2 separate regions of the Mus musculus genome follow, and region 2 is linked to region 1. Evidence: chromatin loops called from intact Hi-C (ENCODE). Cell type or tissue: gastrocnemius. All regions are shown on one strand. Links, peaks and the distances in the headings refer to the core of each region. The heading gives the core; the rest is flanking DNA.

What was found. Peaks named below come from ENCODE experiments on the same cell type or tissue, not always from the same donor. Only the 100,000 strongest peaks of a DNase experiment are listed, where the experiment ranks them.
Region 2: it touches region 1 in a loop (5-fold over the local background); 22 of 42 quality-filtered maps call a loop at or near these places.

What each region holds. Positions count from the first base shown.
Region 1 is chr11:89,716,055-89,728,435 of GRCm38, forward strand. It overlaps a transcript of Ankfn1 not described here. Among named protein-coding and RNA genes, the nearest start is that of Ankfn1, 25 kb to the left of the region's middle. In gastrocnemius, for the core only: a CTCF peak has its summit at 5,001 (motif pointing left); a DNase peak (open chromatin) is centred at 4,999.
Region 2 is chr11:89,158,049-89,170,429 of GRCm38, forward strand. No RefSeq gene overlaps it. Among named protein-coding and RNA genes, the nearest start is that of Gm38759, 43 kb to the left of the region's middle. In gastrocnemius, for the core only: a CTCF peak has its summit at 7,402 (motif pointing right); DNase peaks (open chromatin) are centred at 5,542, 7,426 and 10,092.

The DNA of each region.
Region 1 (12,381 bases), core at 1,738-9,737:
GGGAATTCGGTGACAAACCATGGATTTTGGATTTTAAGGAATCTATGGGCATAATATTTTTTCTCTGGGACTATCTCAGGAGATTGTCAAAGTTAGAATATACATTTGTAGACTTAGGGTTATTCTAATCATCAGAGGAATCTACATATGGTCAAAGATTCAGCACAGGATTTTCTCCATAGTAACGTAAGCCTCTTCCTATAGTCTCTGTACAATCACCACTGGTGTTAATTCTTGCCCCAGTCAGTCCTGGCTGTGGGATGTGACTGACCACACAGTTGCAGCAGTTCTGAAATCTGGGGATGAATACCCTCGTAGCTGATCCATGGTTGAAGACACTTGTCACCAGTCAAGCTCTCATGAGAATCTAGTGTATTTTGTAGTGAAAGATAGAAATGTAGAGTCAGGAGATACCCGGGTGGGTACGAAGACTTGCTTGGAAAGGATTAGGACCCGAGTTCAGATTCCCAGAACACACATAAAAGCCAAGTGTGGCTGTGCTTGTCTCACCCCTGACTCTGAGGACAGAGACGGGGAGGATAGCAGCGGTTTGGTGAGCACCACCTTAGCCAGGACCAGGACCAAACAAACAGACAAACAAACAAACAAACAAACATGCCAGAAAACAGCAACCTCCAGGTTTGGTGAGAGACCTTGCCTCCGGGGACTAAGGTACAGAGCAGTAGGAGAAGTTATTTGCAGCCTTCCCCTGGCCTCCACATGCCATATCTGTGCACATATGTATGCTGACATGCATATACTACACACAGATTTATTTTCTCAGCTGAAGCATCTCTGGTAGTTTCAGAGACCTTCTGGGTCATATGTTCTATACAAAGTTCTTTTGAAGGTCTTCTGAGTATCTCACATGGAGTAACAGGCTATCACAAAAGGTCACACATTCTATACTTAAGACACGTCAAGGTTAAACAGGGGCAGTCACTCTCAAGATCTAGAGAAGAAACTAAAAACTATCCATGTGGGTGGTGAATCAGGGAATCGCTAATCTAGGCTCCCCAGCCAAAGTATTCCAGTGCCAAGTTCTATTGCCATTTGTGTGTGCATATGTGTGTGTTTATGTACATAGGTGTCTTAGCTAGGGTTTTACTTCTGTGAACAGACACCATGACCAAGGCAAGTCTTATAAAAAACATTTAATTGGGGCTAGCTTACAGGTCCAGAGGTTCAGTCCATTATCATCAAGGTGGGAGCATGGCAGTATCCAGGCAGGCATGCTGCAGGAGGAGCTGAGAGTTCTATGTCTTCATCCAAAGGCTACTAGTGGAAGACTGACTTCCAGGCAACTGGCGTGAGGGTCTTAAGCCCACACTCCCAGTGACACACCTACTCCAACCAGGTCACACCTATTCCAACAAGGCCACACCTCCAAATGGTGCCACTCCCTGGCCCAAGAATATACAAACCATCACAGTAGGTGTCGCTACGTGTGAAAGCCAGAGGACAATTTTAAGATCATCCTCAGGAATGGCATCCATCTCTAGTGAGACAGGGTCTCTCACTGGCCTGGAGATCACCAATTAGGCTAGACTGGCTGGCTAGCATCTGCTCCTTCAGCACTCGTGCTGCCATGCTTGGCTTTGTATCCTGCTTCTGGGAATCAAGCTCAGGTCCTTATGCCTTAAAAACACCAAGCCATCTCCCAAGACCACTGCCCATGAGTCTTGACAGTCCCTGTATATAGATTTCTTAGGTTCTCCCGTATCACACAGGTTTAGCATTTGAAGGACAGAGACAGAGATTGGTTTGCTTGCACGTCTCCTTTCGTCTCAGATACTCCACTCCCTTTGATATAAATGTCCTTTGGCATTTGTGAAAATGTAGTCTTTCAAGTGGCTCATAGAATACCAAGAGGAAAAAAAAATAGTTTAGAACTCTGCCAAACACTCGGATCAGCCTTCCACTGTTCAATCCAAGACGACTTGACAAACTGCTCTACAGAAAAGCAGTCCTTCAGAGGCAATCCTGCTTGCCAAAGCCTGCACTTGGGCTCCGCTAAACATCAGCGGCCTGAAGACTCTCCCAGGTTTTGCATGTCCAAGAGCAAAAAGGACGCCTCAGTTCCAGTGAAGAGAACACTCCTTCAACTCATCAAAACGCCCCTCGGTTGGCCGATCAAAATATCCTGCAACTCATGGAGCTTGCAAAAACCTTTCCTAGCTAACCTAACCTGGGCCCACTGAGAAGTCAATAAAGAAACAAGACGCAAATAAATTAGCATTCATCACTGCCGATCAAGTATAAATATTTATAAGGGAAAGATGCAGCCATTTTGAGTGACAGGAAGACTGGGACCCCACATAAACAGTTTTTTTTTTTAAAAAGTCAGACTTGAGACACTGCACTTTGCCTTTTTTTTTTCCATTTCACATCACCATAATCACCTAATAACTATTTAAATGGACCCATTTGCTGTAACTATAAAAGAACCGTGTAAACTTGTTGTCATCTAGACACATTAGCCGTGGTGGAGTCAATGAATTTCAACAGTTACTTAATATCTCGGCCACTAGCTACCTTAAAACTGCCAGCGACGGGCTGCCAGGAAGCTACCGTAACAGCCCTGCTCACCGCCTCCCGGAGCAAGACACGAGCTTCGTTTATGAATGCGAGCATTGCTGCTCTAATTAGGCCTGGGAGAAGTTTAACAACCACCCTACAGTATTGCTGCTGACAAATACAAAAATAAAGCCTTGTTCGAATTAGCAATGTGAAGTGAGAGGGGCTAGAAGCATCGGCTGTCTGAGAGGCCCCGCAACAGCTCTAATCTATAGCAAGGTTATTTTGGTTCATAAACTGTTAGTATGTTACCTGCAGGAGGTCTCCCCTGTAAAATGAATTATAGTAAGCTATATGTGATAATTAACCATGCATTAGCAAATATCTTGAAACAGGGACTCTCTGTTTTCTCTGTATTTTGACTAATAAAAGCATGAATTTGTTCAACAAATGATCATTTAGGTTGTAGAATTCTAACCATATTAGAAGGGACACACGGAGCAATGCACCATTGTACTGGTCTAAGGGTTTCCTTACCCAAACAGGCTGCTTAACGGGCTGTCTACATACTGTGATGCCATTCACAGGCCGAAAAACCACAGCGCTGAGAAGACAAATACAATATACATTTAAAATAATATGAACCTTGTGCTCTTATTTACTTAAAAATCACCCTAGATGTGACAATTAAAAAGAAAGCCGCAGATTCAAGTTCTAGCTCAGAAAATAATCTTGCGTTTCATTTCAAGGATTTCAAAACAGCTCCCACACAGTTTTTTTTCAACAATTAAAAAATACACGTAATTGTAGTTTTCTCAAAAATAGGGTGTCTTTAGAGAGTTTCAAACATGCTCTGAGAATGTAGAACTAAATTAGAATGTTGAAAAGACATCACTAATTTTCCCCTGAGTTATTTAATTCATCGCACAGAAAGGTCTAAGTGAATCCAGCATATGGATAGTAATGATGGTGAGGGGAGTGTTTTGGGTGATGAAGCAGGTTGAGAAGAGGGGATGGGTTGAGGGAACCTAATTCAGGGAGGTAGGTGATGGGGAAACATCTCCAAAGGGTGGGGTGTCATAGAAATAAGGAGCCCAGGTGTTTCCACCAAGCATACACGTGGTTCTGGCATCATGGAGAGTCTGGCAGCAATGGAAGGTAGCAAAAATCCCCTAAACTCACAGACCTTCCCCTTGTCCCACAGGATACCGATCACATCTGTATAGAAAGGAAGATCCCTCCTTCTCCCGCGCCCCACCCCACCCAGCATCTAACCTCACAGCTAAGCTATATATATTTATACGTAGTCTATACAAACACAGGCACACATACACAGCTCTAAAAATAGTTGAGACAGACCACTAAGGCAACTTCAGTTTTTATCCCAATACCTGTGACCATGGGACCAATAGTTGTGCTTTAAATAGTCTGCCCTGTTCCCTCGATCCGTCGAGGCTATCCCTTCTCTGCAGCTTCAAGACTTTCCATGTTTTCTCCTGAACAGCTTCCAGGGGGCATCATGGATGCTAGCCCCATAGGTTTTTGTGGTTATATGAGAATATCAGAATACCCAGATTAAGTTAAGTGGCATAAGGCTCTTTACTGCAACACTTCTCCGAACCTTTGCTGCCACTGTGGGGCATATGGCCTATGTGCAAATATTAGCTATGCCTAGCCAGCTTTGGAATGAATATCTAGTTTTACATGGTTTTGCCAGTGATATAAAAATGGACTAAAGATACTGAGTCTGAAGCGCTTCTTGAAGGACCACATGGCCCAAGGACTAATCAAGCATTACATGACTCCCCAATCTGTCAGCATGTAGGTTCTGAAGAAAGGACGGGGCTTCCTCAGTTTGGCTGATGTGTGATTCTCTCCATAATGAGAACATCTTTCCATTGTGAAAACTAGGTCCTGAATTGTGTTCTCTTGTTTGATGGGAAGGCTGCACGAATATAGGTTCAAATCCTGCCCTTCCTCTATGTACTAGATGTCAATGGTTCACCATCCTGCCCCTTTCCCACGTCTACACCATATGGTGAAAACAAATGGTCGAAAAAACACCAGTCATTGCTCATCTCATGAGATAACATCCACTGTAGAGACTCATTCTACACCTACACCCTTGTGCTGTAAGTTAGGCCCAACCTAGCCCCAGTGCTTATTTAAGAAGCAGAAAGAACTCAGAGTAGATGCACAAATAATAGCTCTCTTTGGGACATTTATGACCGATGAGTCAAGACACTGTACAAAGGACTTATTTGTGCACTTAACCTAATTTTGAGACTCCGTTTCTAATCAGTGAAACTTTAAAAAAGAAGTATGGATCCTTCATAAGGAGAGTGAACTCTTTTACCCACCCAGCTTGCATCAGGACCAGTCTTAAAGCTCAGTGCTGTTTCTGCTCTATACATTCTTCAAAATGGTACTATTAATTGGGCTGAGGAGCAAGTGTTAAGAGTGCCCCCTTGTGGTCACCGGGGGACTTGCAGTCCATCTGGGAGAAGGCGGTGTGAAACCTCCCTTAGGCTCTTTGTGAGCAAATTCAGGCTTATTTGTGTCTCTTAGTGTTGTGCCCCCAGGTCGGTCTGTATGTGGCTTTTACATTCCTTAATAAAGTAATAGACATGAAAGAATTCTGTGGCTGATGCCAGCGGCCACAGAGAACACCAAGTCTAAACTCAGCTGAAGGTAAACAGACGGGGCCATCCAAGGAATGTAGCAATAAAATACTGGAACCTAGGACAGAGCTTCCCCTCCCCCTCTATTTTTCTGGGATGGTTGTGCCAGGGTGAGGGGTGGATCTCTTTAAAGACTGCATGCCTCCACTGTGATCTGCTGTCATCTGTCAGAGGGAGCGAGTCAAAGAATCTTTCAAGAAATAGCCTTGCTCCCTTCTCTGAGTATTCAACACCCCCAAATCTCTCAAATCAAATCCAAAGACAATTATATTTTTTCCAGACTTAATTTAATAGCAAAAACACCACTGGAGGACTGAATGTGGTATTTGACTTTTATTTGGTCCACTCTGGGCATCACCAGCAGTTTTATTCTCCAGAGTGTGCCTTTGCAGTGAGTTCCTGGGCCCACAGAGCTGTCCAGGGGCACTGGCTGGCAACCTCACTCCCTATTCGAGATCAGCCCCAGGGCCAGGCCAGAGACAGCACATCAGTAATACTCCTAAGTGCAAATATGACTCAGTATTTCTTCTCTGTGTCTTTGTACTCTTTATTCTTGGGAAGGAAAAACATGACCCTCATCTGTCCCCAGACCACCTTCCCAGCCTTGTCCAGCACTACCACAGTCACATCTCAAGCTGCCTGGATGCCATTTCATTGTGTGCCTTAGCCAATGCATTGGCATATTGTCTGTTCTGCTCCCATTCATAGCGCTGGTGTATATACTATGGATATATATATATATACATACATATATATATATATATATATATATATATATATATATATATATATATATATATATAGTGACAGGCAAATGACCTCTATGTATCTTCCTATGCAAACCTTTGTCAAATGGAGACTATTGCAGGGTCACTTACTTCATCAGGCTACCTTAAAATAAAACGAGCACATGGCTTAGCTGGTATTTGGCACATGAGAAGTACCTGGATAACTTCTAGGTGTCCCTATACCACATTTGCTTCCATGAGACTTCTAGTGTCACCTCTTGTCTCCTCAGTCCCCTTGCTGCCCTGTTCTTTCCCAATCTCTTTGCTCTTTGCCCTGTTGGACTGGAAATAATTCCAGTCAGTTGGTTGCTGGTAGCTCTTGGTTCAGCAAGGCACATTGCTGGCGATACAATGATAAGCCATGGACAGGAGCTTGCTTTGTGTAGTCAAAGAGATCCAAAGGAGGTCAAGGAGATGAAACCTAACCAAACTGCCTGTCTGAAGTAAACGCAGGCAGTGTGTCGTTGGATAGGGTCTCAGTGTGACGTGTCAGTGTGGGATGATCCCCAAAGGCTGTATGGCAAACCTGGTGACAGCACTGGATCCTTCAGACACTGAGGACTGAAGGACCGGGAGAGGGTGGGTATGGACGGCTATATGGAAAAGTGAGGCTACCTGACAAGGGACTTCTTTGCATCTCTCATGCCAACTAGAATGTGAGATCTAGGAAGAAACCATCACAGAGCTTTAGGCATGTGGGGAGGCCTCACGGAGACCAGAAGCAAACAGTAGGAGGCAAAGGCTGGGGCAACCAAGCAGAGTTTTGGTCTGTCAAGAGTGGTCTGGTGAGGACTAACCATTTAGTACTAAGTGGGGGCTGATATTCTAGAACATTCCAGGAGGTATTTTAATCCATTAGTATAATTAAAGGGGACAATTGAGTGCATGTTCTTTTGACTGATAGAAATTCCAGAAAGAAAGTAAAGAGTTTTTTGAGTTTTTTTTTTTTTTTGTCTTCGGTGAAGAGATGGCCGTGCCCTGGGTCAGGGGATAGGTAGAGTCTTGGGCAAAATAGTGAGAGTGAATTTGATCCCAGACTTCAGTCCCTTGTAAGCCCACATGCTTGGGCTCCCATTGTGTCCGGTGCCAAGATTCATTTCTGGAAGATCCCACACTGAGTCTCTCTGTTTGGATGCTCATGTGCCGTAGAGGAGCGCACTGGAGGAATCAGAACTACATTGACCTCGCTGACTCTGGGACCAAGCAAATCACACTGAATACCCAGAGCCTGCCCAATGTGTAACTCACAGAAACTATGTTAAAACCAAAAGAGATAATTATATAGTTCTGAGACTGTGCCTGGCTCATAGACCAACAGCACACCTGGGAACCTATTTTCAAAAAGGCAGAATCTTAGTCCATACCCCAGATAGACTAAATCAGAGTCAGAATATTTACTAGACATCTTACTCCGTATGTTAGAGTTTACTAGCCACGGGACGAGACCATTGTCAGCACACCCAATGTTTTTCCCGCTGTCTGTAGACTCTTGGCAGGTCTGACTGATTATTAGCCCACACTTAGAGCAGAAGAGGTGAATTTAGGCTTTCCTTCCAATTCACGATCTACTAATCCTGCCAGGAACGCCTCCCAAAGCTCTGTCGATTTGCAACCATTTATTTGCAGTGTTCTAGACACACACACACACACACACACACACACACACACACACACACACACACACACACATTCATTCACACATCACACACACACACATTCATTCACACATCTACCACAACAAGCCAGGCCTGGATTTGTTCTCCCTGCATGCACAATTCCTCCTGACTTCCTGACTCAGTCCACCAGTTTCCAACGTTCTGAGTTCACACTTTTAAACTTGCTTTCTATTCAGTATATTGGTAGCTATTTAATGTAGTTGTTTGGGTTCTCACTGGAGAGAGGAGCACTTTCTCCGCTAGGCTGAAAATCGTCTGTGCTTTCATATAGTCTGAGAGAGGCCTCAGAGTACCTTTCATATCATCTGGCTGGCTCTGGTCCACCTCACAGTTTGCCATAACCCCACCTCTGATCTGGCCATCATCTTTGAGATGAGATCCACCAGAGTCTAACTTTGTATAGCAGCAATCCCAATCCCTTTAATGTGCTCCATGCAGGGGCTGTGCTGCAGCCCCAGAAGTTGCGGATGGACGAGGAAGCCCCTCTGGTCCACATAGCACAACATCACAGAGCTAAGCCTATGCACTACAGAACACAGCTTGTGGATTTACCACGAGCTAAAACGTCCTGGATAACATATTTAGCCACTTATGATATCATCTAGAACAGGCTAACTACTCCATCGAAGCCTCGGGTTCCCAAACATGAAGTGGGAAAAATAATGGCACAGGATTTAATGATCTCTTGCAAATAAAATGCTTAGGATGGTTCCTGGCACACAGTAAGTGCTCAATAAATGTTTGCTATTAATATTGAGCTCACCGTATACAAAGAGGTTACTCTCTGCCCTCGTTTTTCCACTTCATAAGCAAACAGACAGCTCAGACTTGGAAGAGAGCTCTGGTGAGCTCCACCCTAATGGAAGCCAAGCGGTGCCCCATAATCATCAAAAAACAGCAGGTGCTCTCCAAACCGCACACTTGAGGAGCCAAGACCAGTCCCGAGAGTCCGTTAGGCTCCGTCTGGCTTTCTATAGGGAATATGAGCACTTTCCTTTTCAGGGACTATAATTCATGGATTAATTAGGCTATTTGATTTTCTTTCTTTTTCTTTTGCCTGTCCAGAGGACCTCATTAGCACCTCCATTAGCATTTGGACAGGGATGGACGCGGTGGTGGTCGGATCCAAGCATCCAAAGCAGGAGATGAACTCAGGGTTATTTTCCCCCTTTAGGATCTTGAGCTTAAATGGTAGAAAATAAAGATTTATTTTTATTCTGTGTCTATGGTCATCTGCATGCGCATCATGCGCGCTGTACGCTCACTCGCAGACCAGAAGAGGGAGTCTGAAGTCCTGACACTGACGTTACAGACAGTTGTGGGCCACTGTGTGGGTGCTGGGAACCAAACTCCAGCACTCTGAAAGAACGACCGTGGCGCTCAACTGCTGAGGCATCTCTGCGGCCCCTGGGATCTTGAAGGTTAGCTGTGGAGAAGGTGGTCAACATGATGTGAACAGGGTGGGTGGGGCCTGCCCATTCACAGTCACGTGGTTGCAAAAACACCATTGTGTGCAGCAAATGCTTCTAATCAGGATAGGGAGTAGACAAGCAAATGACTCACAGGGACAGCAGTGATGCCCGCAGAAAACCTAGTTCATAGTACGGACACAACAGCGAAACATAAAGCAGATGGAGGGTTGGAGAGATGGCTCAGTTGATGAAATGCTTGGAGTGTATAGGAATGAAGCTCCAAGTGTGAGTGTCAGAGTCTACAGACAAGAGCAGGGAGAAGAGTGGGATGGAACATCCTTGTAGTCCTAGTGACAGGGATGGGGAAAGAGGAGGGTCCCTGGGGCTCACCGGCTAACTCCTCCAGCTGAGATTCCATGAAAAAGGAAGAGACCTTGTCTCCAAACAGGGCAACGAACAACTGAAGGAGACACCTGAGATTGAGCTTTGGCCTCCTACGTGCACATACATGCCCACTTTCATGCATATATATGAACATGTACACACACACACACACACACACACACACACACACACACACACACTGCAGACCAGAGCTCTGTTTCTACACTGGCCTTTGGTTTCTTCAACTATCTGAAATAATATCAGACCCAGTGGTCACAGACTTTTAAGACCCAAAGGAACCATACGTCAGCATCATTTCCTACTATCTCGAAAGGTTCAAACCTTGTATGGCAATTATATTTCATTAAAAATTGATTTCTCCATAACTATGCTATGCTGGTATTATTTCTGAAAACTGTCCAGTTCTCAGAGAGCCAGTGCTCGGAACGGCCAATTTTTGTGTAGATTCCTTCTGTGCCAATCAGCAGGAAAAACCAAACTGTTCAATGGCCACTCCTGCTCTTCAGCTAGTGGACACCACCTGGTGTGGGTCAGCCATTAAAGCACTTCTGTAGCATCATTAGACAGCCACTGCCTAATTCCTCTCTCCTAGACTCTCCTCTTCCACTAGTCCAGCATCTTCCCAGGGATCCTGGATGACTCAATAGTCACAGGCTAATAGCTAATGCCAAGTAGAGTGAGGAGACCCTCAGAGGCTCTGTGCAGGCCCACCACTAGTACTCTTCTGAAATATCCTTGCTCAGTACTGTGCTGATTGCTAATGCATTTCAAATAACCACCATAAGTGGCCCCTTTAGTCCCTGGGCTGTGGGAACTAAGACTTAGCATCTTCTTGTAAGCATTTCATTTGAAATACTCCTAAAAGCATTTCCTGTCAACCTCTAACGTTCCCATCGTCCCATCTCTGTACGTCTCTTTCTGCCTCTGGTGCTTTCTTTCCTGGCAGTCTTCCTATGAGTGCATTCCATTTGGTATACCACTCCTGGTGGAGTCTTAATTACTCATGCTATAGCAGAAGCCCCCTTGCAAGGAATACTTGAGCAACCCAGCTAAAGAGGATGCCATTCATTCGGATAATGGCATCTTTCAGAGGCATCTCAGGTATAGAATTCTAAGAAAGGAAAAAGAGGCCAACACAAGGTGTTCCCTGACTCATGTCTTTGTGTGATTAATAGCTGAGACCTCCCTGCTCCTGAGAGTGGAGATCATTACTAGATCAGGGACTGGTTATTTGAAGGATGGTCAGCTGCAGTGAGTTTTGAAGCAGGTGAGGATAGGCGGTAAAATTATGAGGGGAGGGGGAGCACAGAAACTACTTCAGGGCGACTCCAGGGGGAAATGGCACGCTGAGATGAAAGTTTCTTAAAGAGCAGAGAGAAACTGTCAACGTGGCATGGGAGGGTTGTGGTATCTGGATTGTAATTGTTTGAATAATGGTGAATTGGATTTTTTTTTCTGGGTATTGATAAGATTGAAGAAAGGTTCTGAGAAGAACTGCCATTGAGTTCTGCAAGAGGACACAGAAGAGCTAAGGTCCAGGTTAGAAGTCAGGGGAGTGAAAGGCAATGGATCCACAGTTCAGTCATGGTGACTGGGTGGATGGCATCCGAGTGAGTGGAACTGGGCAGGAATTTCAGAAATCAAGATGGAGGGAGAACTTGGAACACAGGGGCCTATAAACAAAGAGCTCATGGTTAGAGAAAAGATGTTTGCAAAAGGGAGCTGTTAACCTTGAGTTACAAAGTCCTGAATCTGAGGCAGTGGGGGACTATCATTTGAAAAGGGTCCCAAGACAGTAAAAGACATGAATGTAGCAGTGTATTCTTGAAAGTTCTCAATCAGGGTAAATTACTGTCTGATTTTTTCCCCTCCCTTTCTTCTTTTCATTCTTGTCCCAGTTTTATACCAACAAGCCCACATTCACCAGTGGTAGGATTTTCCCAGGTCTTAAGTGTTGGGTTTCTGTGGAGAAGGTATATCCCAAGGTTACTGAAGATCATCAGAATCATTTTTAAAAAAAAGTCAAGGGAAACCAGAAAATGAACACACAATAGCAATGGGAAAGATGTCTCATCAAAGGTAGAAGAGAGTGATGTGTAGATGTGTCCACCCTGATAGAGCCAGTGCAATGCTGAGCGGTATGGATGGATGGAGAGGAGTCACCTCTGTGGACTGAGAATGATGACCATGATTGGCAGATGATTAAAGATACAGTGGAGTTATGTGACAGAAATGATGTTGAAGGGACAAAAGTATACTGGTGATGGAAGAAATGCATGCCCCAAGAATCAAGATTTGAGGCCGAAGCCTACATAGCTATGTGAAGCTTAGTGGACACAACCACTCTGTCAGCAAGGAGAGAAAGGAGAAGATGGCTTACACAAAAATAAGGGTAAAATAATCCCTGCTGCCACGTCCAGGGAGCTGACTCTGGCTTGTGGGATGAGCCTAACTTCCCATAGACCACGTCTCACTGACATCATAAAGCTGAAAGACAAGATGAGGAAACTAAAGGTCTAAGTAGTTAGATAATGTGATCTGTGTGTGACAGATGCAGGGGACAGTTGATAGTTTTCACTCGTCCATGTGAATGCAACACATGATATTTACTCAACCCATACACAGAGAATGCAAGCAAAAGCCTTGAACTATGGTTGGGTGTCAGTCATATTGTATCTTCACTGAATTCATGCCACTGCACATAAGCATGCTTTAGCTTCTTTGACTAAAGGCTGAACACATTATATGCCATTCTAGACTCTTCTCCCAAACTTCCTAAAAGGAAGAATGCAGCCTTCCTCACTCCATCCTGTGCTTGGCTCTCTATCTGGTTATTCTCTAGTAGACTCTACTGCACAGGTGCCTAGAAGGCTGGCAGTGACTAACTGCCAAGCCCCTTGGC
Region 2 (12,381 bases), core at 2,931-10,930, 560 kb before region 1:
TTAGTATCATCCCCCAAACATAGCAAGGCCACTTGGTAGCTAAAGATGGATTTTACTTAAAAAAAAATTTTTTTTTTTTACCCCATTTCAAACCAAATCAGCTGGGAAGATGGCGTGTGTGCACAGAGAAAGTGAGAACTAAGTTGGAGCCATTGGAGAAAATGGGAGGGAAGGATGGCTAGAGAGAGGGAGATAATGTCGTTCTCTGTCCTAGGATGAATCTGAGTGAATTCATCATTCCTAGAATTAAAGATGAGACCTGCTCTTTTGTAGACACTCAGAAGGACACCGAATTCCTGCGGCCGTGGAAAGCTGGATGGCCTATGGTTGAGCAGCCCGAGTTTCCGGAGGGAAGTATTTGCAGGGCATCTTCCTGGGTCACGCCTTTTCCCCAGACATTTTTCCCAACCAAGTCTGACTTGCCCAAACCCCGAGCTGTTTTCAGGATCTCGGTTTGATGACCTTTCCTTCCTGCTGTAACCATGGCCTAGAGACAGGGGACATACACTCAAGTCTGGCTGGGCCACTGTGACATCACTTACTGTAAGGCTTCCACAACTCATCTCATTTCTTGGAGCCTCAGGTCCCGGAGAGATCCACACAGAGAGGATGGGGAAAAAGCGATTCCAGCTCCCGCGTACTTCACACAGCTCAGCCTGGGAGGGAGCTGGGAGGTTCTGGGGTTGTCTTTGCTATCATGAGTTTCGTTCCGACTTTGCTAAAGTTTCATCTTGGATTAGTTGGGTTTGGATGAGAATACACCTCTCTCTCTCTGCAATAGTCAGGACTAGGGAATCAGAAGAAGCTGAGAGGAGGGTGCCAGAGCCACTGGAGCTAAGAGGTGCCAGGAGGATACCGTCATTGTTCTGTAAGCCTATTCTGGTAGCCAAGTTTGAATCTGTGTCTGTCTGTCTGGGAGTCTTCATTCTCTACCTCCTGGGCAGTAAGGTCGTGTAGTTCCACATTCCCATGTGACTTTACGGTACCCTTGCACCGTGAGTAGATGGCACCTTCCCATCCCATCCACGTCGGCTTGGCTACCTGATTTGTTTGCCCCAGTGAGATGCTAGAGGCATGTTCAGATGCCTAAAATACTCTTGTGCAACGTGGCCTCTGCCGCTCCTGAGATCTGCTGTAAGAAGAACATTTGCCTGGTCACTGCTGGTCCAAGAAGAATGTGTGGAGCCATGGCTAGGTCTGAACCCAACCCAAAGCTCAGAGCCAAGCTGGCTGACCCACAGCCAACTCATCTGAGAGTGACACAAATGAGTGTTTGTTACGGTAGGTCACCGAGCCCTGAGAAGGGCCCTGATGTGCGGCCCTGCAGTTGGATACTCTGATAACAGCCACGAGGCTAGCCCGTGTGTGGTTCCATGGCAACTGAGACGTGCAAATGAAGATGTGGCTTTGACTTGCATATGTTTCCATTAATGTGGTACTGGGAAAAGTGAAGAGGCCTGTGCTAATTAGAAGCTGCCCCTATAGAAAACATCGTGTCTCCTGGGTATGGAGAAGAGTGTGTGTCAGACACTGTCAAGTTCCATGAGTAGAAGAACTTAGTTTCTCTGATGTCAGGTTATCTCTAGCTTGAATTCTGACTTGGCTGAATCCTGGCTTTATGAATCCTGGAACTCACTCTGTAGACCAGGCTGGCCTTCAACTCAGAGATCTGCCTGCCTTTGCCTCCCAAGTGCTGGGATTAAAGGCGTGCTCTGCCGGCTGTGGTGGTGCACGCCTTTAATCCCAGCACTCGGGAGGCAGAGGTAGGCGGATTTCTGAGTTCAAGGCCAGCCTGGTCTACAAAGTGAGTTCTAGGACAGCCAGGGCTATACAGAGAAACCCTGTCTCGAAAACCCAAAAAAAAAAAAAAAAAAAAAAAAAAGGCGTGCCCTGCCCAGAGGTGCTTCATCTTTGAAATGAGAACTGTGACTATTTTTGTGAGGAAATGTGGTGTGGACATTTCTGATATCACACCTTCCACCTGGTATGTACTTAATAAAAACCAGTTAATTTTTAGCTAAGATTCTTCTTCCCTCCCCCAGTTTAAAAAGTACTTCTAGGCGTTTGAGTGTTTGTCTGCATGGACATCTGTGCATCACCAACATGCCCGCAGGCTTTGGAGGCCAGATGAAGGCAGTGGATCCCCTAGAAGGGGAGTTACAGATGGTTGTGAGACACCTTGTAGATGCTGGGACTTGAACCCTGATGTTCTGGAGCGTTCATTGTTCTTAACTGCTAAGCCATCTTTCCAGCCCCCCCTAAGCTATTACTCTTGATGTGGAGTCATGCTAATTCCAGTTAAGCAATGTCATCACTTAGGGTCAAACCTAGTGAAAGCTGTGACCTCAGGGACATATTGGTTCTGTTTACCTTCTCCCAGGGGAGAGCCATCGTTCGCCTAGGCGAGGACCTCCAGGTAGGAGGTCCAATTGATGATACCCCAGATATCCTCACACCTTCTTCTCCATCATGAGGCCTTTGTCTTCTCTGTCTCCATAGGCAGCTGTGGCCCTCCAGGCAGCATGGCTGTTCCAGCTTGAGGAAGAGAATGTGGTACATGGAGTGGAGGCGAGCATTTGGTTTAGGACTGGGATCTGTGAGCTGGGATTTGCAGGCTTTGGCCCTGGAGCGCATGCTTCAAATTTTCTTTGTGCTGGCAGACGGACATGGCATCTGTGATCTGAATATTTGTCTTCATGTATGTGTTCATGTGTGAGGGGTGTGTGTATGTGTGTGTGGACACATACGCGTGTGTAGGCTAGGGAACCACTTGGGTGTTGTTCCATGCTGTCTACCTACCTCGTCTTGCCAAGTAGGTTAGGCTGGTTGGTCAGTGAACTCAGGGACCTGTCTGTCTGTCTGGACTTTCCCAGGACTGAGATGACAAGTGCCTGCCGCCATGTCTGGCTCTCTTCCACTGAGTTTTGGTGATCACACTCAGATTCTTATGCGTGCTGGGCAAGCTCTTACTAAGTGAGCGCTCTCTTCTGAGTCCTTTAAATGCTTTTCAGCTGTCCACCTGAAGTTCCTTCTCCATCTCTTCTTTCGGAAGCCACCTTTGTTGCTTCTGACAATAATAAGGCAGAGTTTAGGGTCTGGAGAGATGGCTCAGTGGTTGGGAGCACTTTCAGAGCTCTTCTGAAGGACCCGGGTTCAATTCCCAGCACCTGAATGGAAGTTCACAACTGTCTATAACTCCAGTTCCAGGGGAAGATCTGACACCATCACACAGACATACATGCAGGTAAAATACTAATGCACATGAAACAACAACAACAATAAACAAGGAGAGTCCATAGTCACTGGCTGTTTCCTCGAAGCACTTGTTTCAATTTTGCTTCTCACAGCATCTACAGAGAAGCAGAAGGATCTTTTCAGACTCCTCGTGGGGGAAGCTACACCTTGGCCCATGAACTCAGATGTGCAAGCAGCCTGAACTGGACTTCTGGCTTCTGTTCTGTTGTGGGAATGAAGTTTGACCATTGGCCAGTTCTCTTCCCCATGGGCCCTGAGCTGCCCATGGTACCTTCTCTTGAGGGTTTTGTTAGAATTGGGTCATGCATTCGTGTTCACCTGCAGGAGCATTAAGGGGAATGTGGTCTACCCATATGCCCAGAACCAAGTAAACAGCTAGGCTGTCTATACCACACTGTTGCTTCAGGTGTGTGTGTGTGTCTGTGCATGTCAGAAGTTAATTTTGGGGTATCCTCCTTCATCCTTCTCCACCTTCGGTTTTTTTTTTTTTTTTGAGGCATCATCTCTCACTGAACCTGGAGCTTGCCCATTGGCCACACAGGCTGGGTGCTGAGGATCTAACTCTGGTCCTCATTCATGAACGGCGAGGACTTTACCAGCTGACCTATCTGCCTTTGCCCACATCGTTGCTTCTTTGTAATGGAGAATCCTAATCGTGGATGCAACAAGCAAACTGACTCATCATGCAGTTGGAACGACCTGAGACCTTCTTTCTCTCTGGTTTTGTAATAGATTTCTTTTTCTCAAGAGGCTTCTACAAAGTCCGGTTACCTAACGAATAAGGAGCCCAATAAACAGACAGTATTGCAAGGAAACAAACTAGTGACTCTTTCCCTGTCCCATACTGACACCTGCATAGCCACTACATAATGGAGCCAGGGCCTGGTCTAGAACCCAGGGCCGCGTAATAAAAGAGGTCTTAGTTCTTTTCTCGAGCCAAGAATCCAGGAGAACTGGAACTCATCTGCAGTCTGATGGGTGTTGTTTGGATATGCTTCAGGAGGAAGTAGGGATGAAATGGGTGAGCTCGGAGACCTGGGAACTTCTAGAAGCCTTTAGCAGGAATCTACTTCCTGGTGGATTGGTGCCAGTCTTTGTCCCTGTAACCCACCAGTCCAGTCTCCAGTCTCAGCTCTTTTTCCTCCTCATTAAGCAACATGGCTGGCTTTACTCTCTCTCTTACTTCCCAGTGCTCCATGCTCTGCTGCTGCTGGGGCCAAATTGGTACCAAGTCTGGATCGATGGCCACTGGTTGCCAACGAACTTTATTTCATTCAGCTAAAGCCTACGACACACTCCTGTATTTTGTGCTCTGTTCTGTGAACTTCCAGGATGACACGCCAAAGGGACAGTGTGCATCTATTCCTCCACATTACTGATAAATATGTCTATATGTTCTTACTGCCAATGCATATCCCCGGGTACTTATTTCTTTGATATACCAGATTCTCTCATGGAACTGTGTGTCTGGCATTGCCACAGCCGACTATTGGTCTTCCTGTTCATCTGGCCCTTCCTGAGTTTTCATTCGCTCCAGTTAAAGGTGTTCCCCACCCTCCCTCTCCTTCACCTCCCACATCCAGCCCATGATCAAGTTGGTTGCTTATATTTGTAGGTCAATCTCTGCCATCCCAGCTGCCTCCCTAATTCCAACCACTTCTTTTATGGTGTTCTATGTTAGTCACCGATGGTTATCAGCATGGGGTGTTTTTTTTTTTTTAATTTTAATTTTTTAGAAAACACAAACTCAGTCGTGTCTGCATTCCCTGTCCCCCTAGCCTCCTACTGATGTAGAGTTAAATATTTGATCTCTCCTATGGCCCCATGGGAGCTGTCTCCTGCCTGCTTTTCCAACCTTAGCTCAGGTCCTTTCTTTTTTGCTGGCCACTTGGCGCTACCCCGGACTCTCTCCTCCCAGTTCCTGGTGGCTCAGTGTTCTTGGCCACCTGCAGGCTTTGGCTTTGTCCCCACAGATCATCACCTCCATCCTGCACATCCTTTTGGTCTCAGCTTAAATGTCATTACTCCAATCTAATTCCATTGCTTCCTCTTAGCCATTCTAGGCTCCCTATTAACACTACCCATATCTCCCCCAAACTGCTCACCATCAGGGACTACGTGACCCTTCCTCTGCTGGCTGTAAGCCCTGTAAGACAAGGATCAAGACTTTGGGAGCTCACAGTTGTAGTTCCAGACTCGGCACCTAGTAGATGCTTAAGAAACAGTGCTTGTTGCATGATATCAACGGTTAACGAGTTCTCATGTGTGCCTGGCAGTGTGCCAAGTCTTTGACTGTGCTATCACATTTTCTTTAATCCTTACTATAGTCCCCATCTATGAGGAAGAGGACCTAAGTGTTTTAAGTAAGCGGTACAAACACATCCGACTAGGAAGTTGTAAACTTGGATATGAATTCCAGTCCCAAGTTTTAAAAATTAATTTATTTTTTTTATTGCCTTGTTCTGCTGGAGTGGATGTGCACAGTAGGTGTGCAGGAAATGGAGCTTCCGGGGATGGGGGTGGAGGCACAGGTAGTTGCCTCTCTCATTTCTTGAAGTGTATGAGAGGAGATCCGGGGAGTCTCTGGCTTGCTCCCCTCTTCCTGAGCTCCTCCACGTGGCGGGGTGGGGGTGGGGGGGTGGCGAGGCAAGAGCTTAAGATAGAGGCCGTCAATGAGAAGGCTCTGTGGAGGGAGGGAAGAGTCCCTACCTAGAGGGCTGGAGCAGAGGGTGTCATCAGGGCTGTAGTGAGTGAATGGGGGAGGGGCTTGCTGGGCACGTTCTGAGTGAAGGGCTGCAGACCAGTGGCTCACAACCTTCCTAATGCTGCAACCCTTTAGTGTGGTGACCCCCACCCTACCCCAAACAACATTATTTCATTGCTACTGCACCACTATCGTTTTGCTACTGTGATGAATTGTAATGTAAAGATCTGATAAGCAGGATATCTGATATCAGACCCCCAAAGGGGTCGAGACCTACAGGTTCTGTAGTAGACTCTATAGGAGAGCTTTATCTCTGGGACCCTTGGGGGAAGGGGGCAGAGGAGGACAAGCAAGTTTCCAATATGGCGTTGAATGAAAGGAAGTGCATGTCTGGAATCTGCAAGCCAGGGAGGCAGTTTAGAAGAGGCCATGGGCCGGTGTGGAGGAACTTGGATGAACCCTGCCTTGTTTCTTCTCAGCCTCTTTCCGTTCAGTCTGTCCCTAATGTCTTCTGCAGTCCTGAGCACAGGCTGTGCCCCTTCCGTACTATTCTTTGCCCAGGCTGACCACAGCCTCTCTGAGGCCAGTTGAGAGTGAGAACCCTTCATTCTTGGTTTTGCAGGTCCTTGTGCTGTGCCTGGGATGCAGTAGGGTTTCACACACTTATTGAAATGGTCAAATCATTCCAACTCCCCCAGATCTCATTGTCTATGTCCCCCTCTGTGTTACTGTCCTAAAGAGTATTAAACTCAACAGGACACTTGATCCATGAAGTATGTATTTATTTTTATCATTCTCTGGTTGAGACGAAACCTCCTTGGCGCTGGGGACCACATTAAATCTTTGTATCTCAAATACTGAGTGTCGCTGTAGACTGTGTGCAAGGGTGAATGATCTCTCTCCTTTGCCGTTCTTAAGGAACCGTAGCTCTGATAGGTACTTTCTAGACTGAACTGGCTTTGGAATCATGTCTCCTGAAGGTGAGAAGCAGGAATATCATGTGGTTCACAGGATGGGTGATTGGATGTCTTCCCAGGGCACATGGGGCGTGCTTCAGGTGTATTGAGACCAGGTGCCTGTTGGGATCAAATATAATTTTAAAAAATGGTCTTGAGCATCTACCAAATGTCTTTCATCGGGCCTATATTTTTCTTATTCTTTATATCTACAAATAAAGTATCATTTTTGTTATACAGATTAAAAAGCAAGCTAGGGGAAGAGTATTGTCTTTTCTAAGATAGATGGAACTACTCTCCATCTTCCGAGACAATACCAGCTGTTATTTCTTCAGAGATGAATACATAGGTCAGCTAATGTTCCCTGCTTAGCTTTGGAGCATCTTTTAACTGACTCTGGGGAAACAGTCTTCTTGTGACATGAGCATTATGTCCAGGCTGAGAAAAGTGTGGTCTTGAGCGAAATATGCCAGAGCTCATGCTGACCACCAGGTGGCGCTGTTGGCCCGACATTTAGTCTTGCCAAAGCTTGGCTGTTTTAAAGGGTAGCTTTGGGATGGCTCATGCAAAACCTTACTGCGGTTTGCAATTTACCAGCGCCTGACAGTTGTCGTCTGCTTAAACTGTGTGTCCTGTAACTCACCCCCATTTGAGTCCTGAACCTCCCAAAGAAGCTGTCATCTCTATTCCACAGAGGCCAGGAGTTTAAGTAACTGGAACTAAGTTCTCAGAATGGCTTGGCACTCAAAGGGAGCAAGGCCCGATCTGTAAGCCTCCCTTTTGTCCTTTCTTTCCTTCACATTCTGATGTATCCCGGGCTAGCCCTAAAGTTGCTATGTAGCCAAGGATGACCTTGATCTCCTAATCCCCCAGCTCCTACCTCCCAGCTGCTCAGACTACATCCCATTCTGCCGCCACCACCCCCAACTCACGTGGTGCTGGGAACCAAACCCAGGGCTTTATGCCTTTCCCCGAAAGCCCTCTGCCAACTGAGATGAATCTCCAGCCTTTCATTTCCCTTTTGATTTCCTCAGTCTCTTCATGATGACACATGCTGGCCTATGGCGGCAGTGGTAATTCTGACAGTGAAAATCAGCTGAAGGCTGTCTAGGGGCAAAGGGGCACACAGGAGAGAGGTAGTTATCTCGCCCTTTTTAACCTGTGTTTCTGGGTATGTATGTGCACATACATGTAGAAATTTATGTGCTGCCTTACAGTATGTGGAGGCCAGAGGGAGCCGGTTCTCTCACACATGATTTCTGAGGGTCCATTCGGTCATCAGTCTTGGCTGCAAGCACCCGTACTTGTTGCGACCTCTCGATAGCCTGTAGATACCAGAGTATGAACTGATTACTCACTATCAAAGTGGCTGTTCAGCGGATCTCTTGGGAGATCAGGATAGTGGTCCTGAGAAGTCCCACTGGCTATTACAAGATGAGCAAGCAATAGTGAACAAGCTGTCTTGGATCCTCCAAAAGCCAGGGTGGAAGGAGTAGTTGATTTTGTAGGCAAGGAGGTGACACAGGGCAGCATGGTTCAGTGTGTAGCCTCTGGAGTAGGCCTGGCACATTGGTACATTAGAACACTGGCACATTGGCACATTGGTACATTGGCTCAAGACATCCCGTTCTGCTGTGCCCACTGAGGGTGCCTGCCTGGAGCCCACAGGAGCCCCAAGTGGAGAAAGCTTGATAAAAGTCATACTTGAGCCAAATGGCTTTGAGCATTCCCTAGGGTCTTCCTTGAAGAGACCTTAGGCTTCTGGGATGTGTCTGCTTGCTCAGCATCCTGCACACTTCCCACCTCTGGGGGCTCCTCACTTCTTACCTTCCCATGAGGCTTGATCCAAACTGATAAGGCCGAATTCGTTTCTGCCCCATGGCCCTTGCCCTTTATGCTCGGCCCTGATATCTCAGTTCAGATCATTGGGCTGCCATCTGGGGACTCCTTACAGGTCTGATGCTCTTGCTAGAACCATCATGAAAATACTCTCCCTCAACAACCAGTGATCAGACAGAAAGCATCTCCATGGAGTCCAGCGGCAGACCCCAAGTCTCTGTCAAGTGGATGGTTGGGTTCTCTAGGCCTTTAGACAAAAACAAGCACCAACTCCTAGTTGGGGCATTCCTGGGATTCATCCCCTGTTAAGTATAGGTCTGGGCTCTTATGTTCAAAATGCCAGGCCTTCTGTGGCCTCCTCTGGCTTGAGGATAAGGCTTTTGGGAAGCTGAGTGAAGAGCTGACATTTTCCCCCCATGTAATAGACTCACACTAGGTGTGTCCCAATTATTGCTTCTGAGCCTCTCAGCAAGCCTGCTTTAGAGTGAGATATGAGTAGAGAGATAGAAGAACTTTCCCAGCTTACTTAAAAACTATCGTAACTGAAGTCAGAGCCTAGATCTTAAGGTTCCTCCATCGTTGGAGACAGTGCTGGGGATACAGGGTTGGAACATGGAAGTACCATAGTGTGTTGCTTCCTAGGGCTGAGATGACGAATGTTTATAGACTGATTGTCTTACAGACACGAGGTGTGTTTTCTCTAGCTCAGGAGGCCATGTGACCAAAACCAAGGTGCCAACAGGGCTGCCTCCCTTTGATGGCTCCAGAGAAGAATTCTTCCTCCCGTGCGCCCCCACCCCTCTCTTCTGGCAGCTCAGGTGTCCTCTAGTATCAGGTCGCATCTCTTGGCTTCCATCTGCACAAAGTCTTGTCTTCCTTCTGTGTCTCTCTGACACTTGGCACCAGATCTAGGACCTATGCATAGAATTTCATGGTCTCTAGTGAAGAACTCTCACTATTCCCAAGGCTCCATTCCCTAAATGTGCTAAAATGCAGAAGTTTCAGGATATGGCCCTATTCTGTGGGGCCTTCCATTCCTATAATGGAAGCTCAGGGACATAATTAGTACCCGTTGTGGAGCTGTTCTAGCCAGTAAGACCTAGCACACAGGTGGGCTGTACCCCTGGGAAGAGTGATGTGCTTTGGGCACTCTAGTCATGGTGCCAAGGGCACGTGTGTTGGTTACTTCTGTGTCTCTGTAGCCAAAACACTTGGCAGAAATAATTTAAAGAGGGAATGAGTTATTTTGGTGCAGGGGTTCAGTCTATCGCAGCAGGGGTGGCATGGTCGAGAACCTTGGTTACCGCAGCGGGAGGGAGTTGGTGGCCAGGATTGGTCATGTGGCGGTAGGCCAGGAGGCAGAGGCAGGAAGTAGGATCTAACTTTCTTTTTTCTTTTCTTTTTTTTTTTTCAATTTTTATTAGATATTTTCTTCATTTACATTTCAAATGCTATCCCGAAAGTCCCCTATACCCTTCGCCCCCTGCTCCTCTACCCACCCACTCCCACTTCTTGGCCCTGGTGTTCCCCTGTATTGGGGCATATAAAGTTTGCAAGACCAAGGGGCCTCTCTTCCCAATGATGGCTGACTAGGCCATCTTCTGCTACATATGCAGCTAGAGACACAAGCTCTGGGGGTACTGGTTAGTTCATATTGTTGTTCCACCCCTTCAGCTCCTTAGATACTTTCTCTAGCTCCTCCATTAGGGGCCCCGTGTTCCATCCAATAGATGACTGTGAGCATCCACTTCTGTATTTGCCAGGCACTGGCATAGCCTCACACGAGACAGCTATATCAGGGTCCTTTCAGCAAAATCTCGCTGGCATGTGCAATAGTGTCTGCATTTGGTGGCTAATTATGGAATGGATCCCTGGGTGGGGTAGTCTCTGGATTGTTTACCCTTTCGTCTTAGCTTCAAACTTTGTCTCTTTTGTATTCCTTCCATGGGTTCCCTATTCTAAGGAGAAATGAACTATCCACACGTTGGTCTTCCTTCTTCTTGATTTTCTTGTGTTTTGCAAATTGTATCTTGGGCATTCTAAGTTTCTGGGCTAATATCCACTTATCAGTGAGTGCATATCAAGTGACTTCTTTTGTGATTGGGTTACCTCACTCAGGATGATATCCTCCAGATACATCCATTTGCCCAAGAATTTCATAAATTCATGTTTTTAATAGGCTCTAACTTTCAAAGACCCATCCTAGTCACCTACTTCTCTGAACTGAGCTCCAGGTCTTGTCGTGGCTCTCCGAGTTTCCCCAGCAGGAATGCATGTGACCTCGTGTGTGCTTCATACTTCTGCTGCCTCGGGCGGCCACGCCTTTCCCACTATGATGAACCCATAAACTATGGATAAACTATGAGTGAAACCAACCCCCCCCCCCCCGCAACCTTTAAAAGTTTTGGTGTTCAGATTTTTTTTTTTAAATCACCAACTTGTCACTTTTTTACGTAATAAAGAGACTTAAATACAGAACTCTTTAGGATTTATTTTTTTAAAAATTACACAAAGACTGAGAAATTCTATGGTGATAATGGTGCCTGAAGGCCAGCTTCTGTGCCTGACTTCCATTGCATGATTAATAGCAAGTCTTCTGAAAGGAATTTTTAACTTTTAATTTTTATATGTATGGATGTTTTGCCTGCAGATATGTATGTATGTGCACCATTTGCATGCAGAGTCTGAGGAGGTCAGAGAGGGGGTGGATCCCTTGAAACTGGAGTTACAGACGCCTGTGAGCTTTCATGTGGGTGCTGGGAACCTAATCTAAAACTCCTGGAAGAACAGCCAGTGTTCTTCACTGCTGAGCCGTCTCTCTAGCCCCATTGTCAGGATTTTTTTTTTGTCACAGTGACAAGAGACATAACTGATGCAAGGTCTGTTCTTTTTATTCCACGGCTATTGTTCCTATTATTTATCTTGCAGTTTTGGGGATTAATTCCAGGGCCTAATGCACACTCTATCATTGAGCTCCGCTTCTAGCTCAGAAGCCCATTTTAAAGATGATGAAGGAGAGGTTTAGTGAGGCTAAGACAGTGTTTCATATTTCTGGACTAAAAGGCAATAGAAACAGGTCTGTTGGGAGCCATAAATGTCTGATTCAAAGTTGAGGCCAGGCTGTCCTCAAATTAGTGATCCTCCAGCCTCAGCTTCCTAAGAGCTAAGATAATTGGTATGTACCACTATGCGCAGCTTAGGGATAATAAAGGATCCGTGGTTTGTGTGTGGGTGTATGTATGGGAATGGGAATGTGAGTGTGAATTGTGTGAGAAAGAGAGGGAGGATGTGTACAAGGTATATGTGTGTAGAGTGCGTACATTAGTGTGTATGAGAGTGCACATGCATACGTGTTCCTGAGTAATGCAGCATCCAGACTTCAACCCCTGGCGTTGTTCCTCAGGAGCCTTCCACCTTGTATTTATTTACTTAAAAATTAAGATGTTATATTTATTGCGTGTATGTGTGCACATGTGCTCTTGCACACATGTGCGTACATATGTGCAGAGGTCAGAGGACAGCTTGAGGGAGACGGTTCTCTTCTTCAGCCATGTGGATCTCAGGGATTGAACTCCAAGCCTCAGTCTTGGTGGAAGGCCTTACTACCTTTACCTGTTGGGCTGTCTA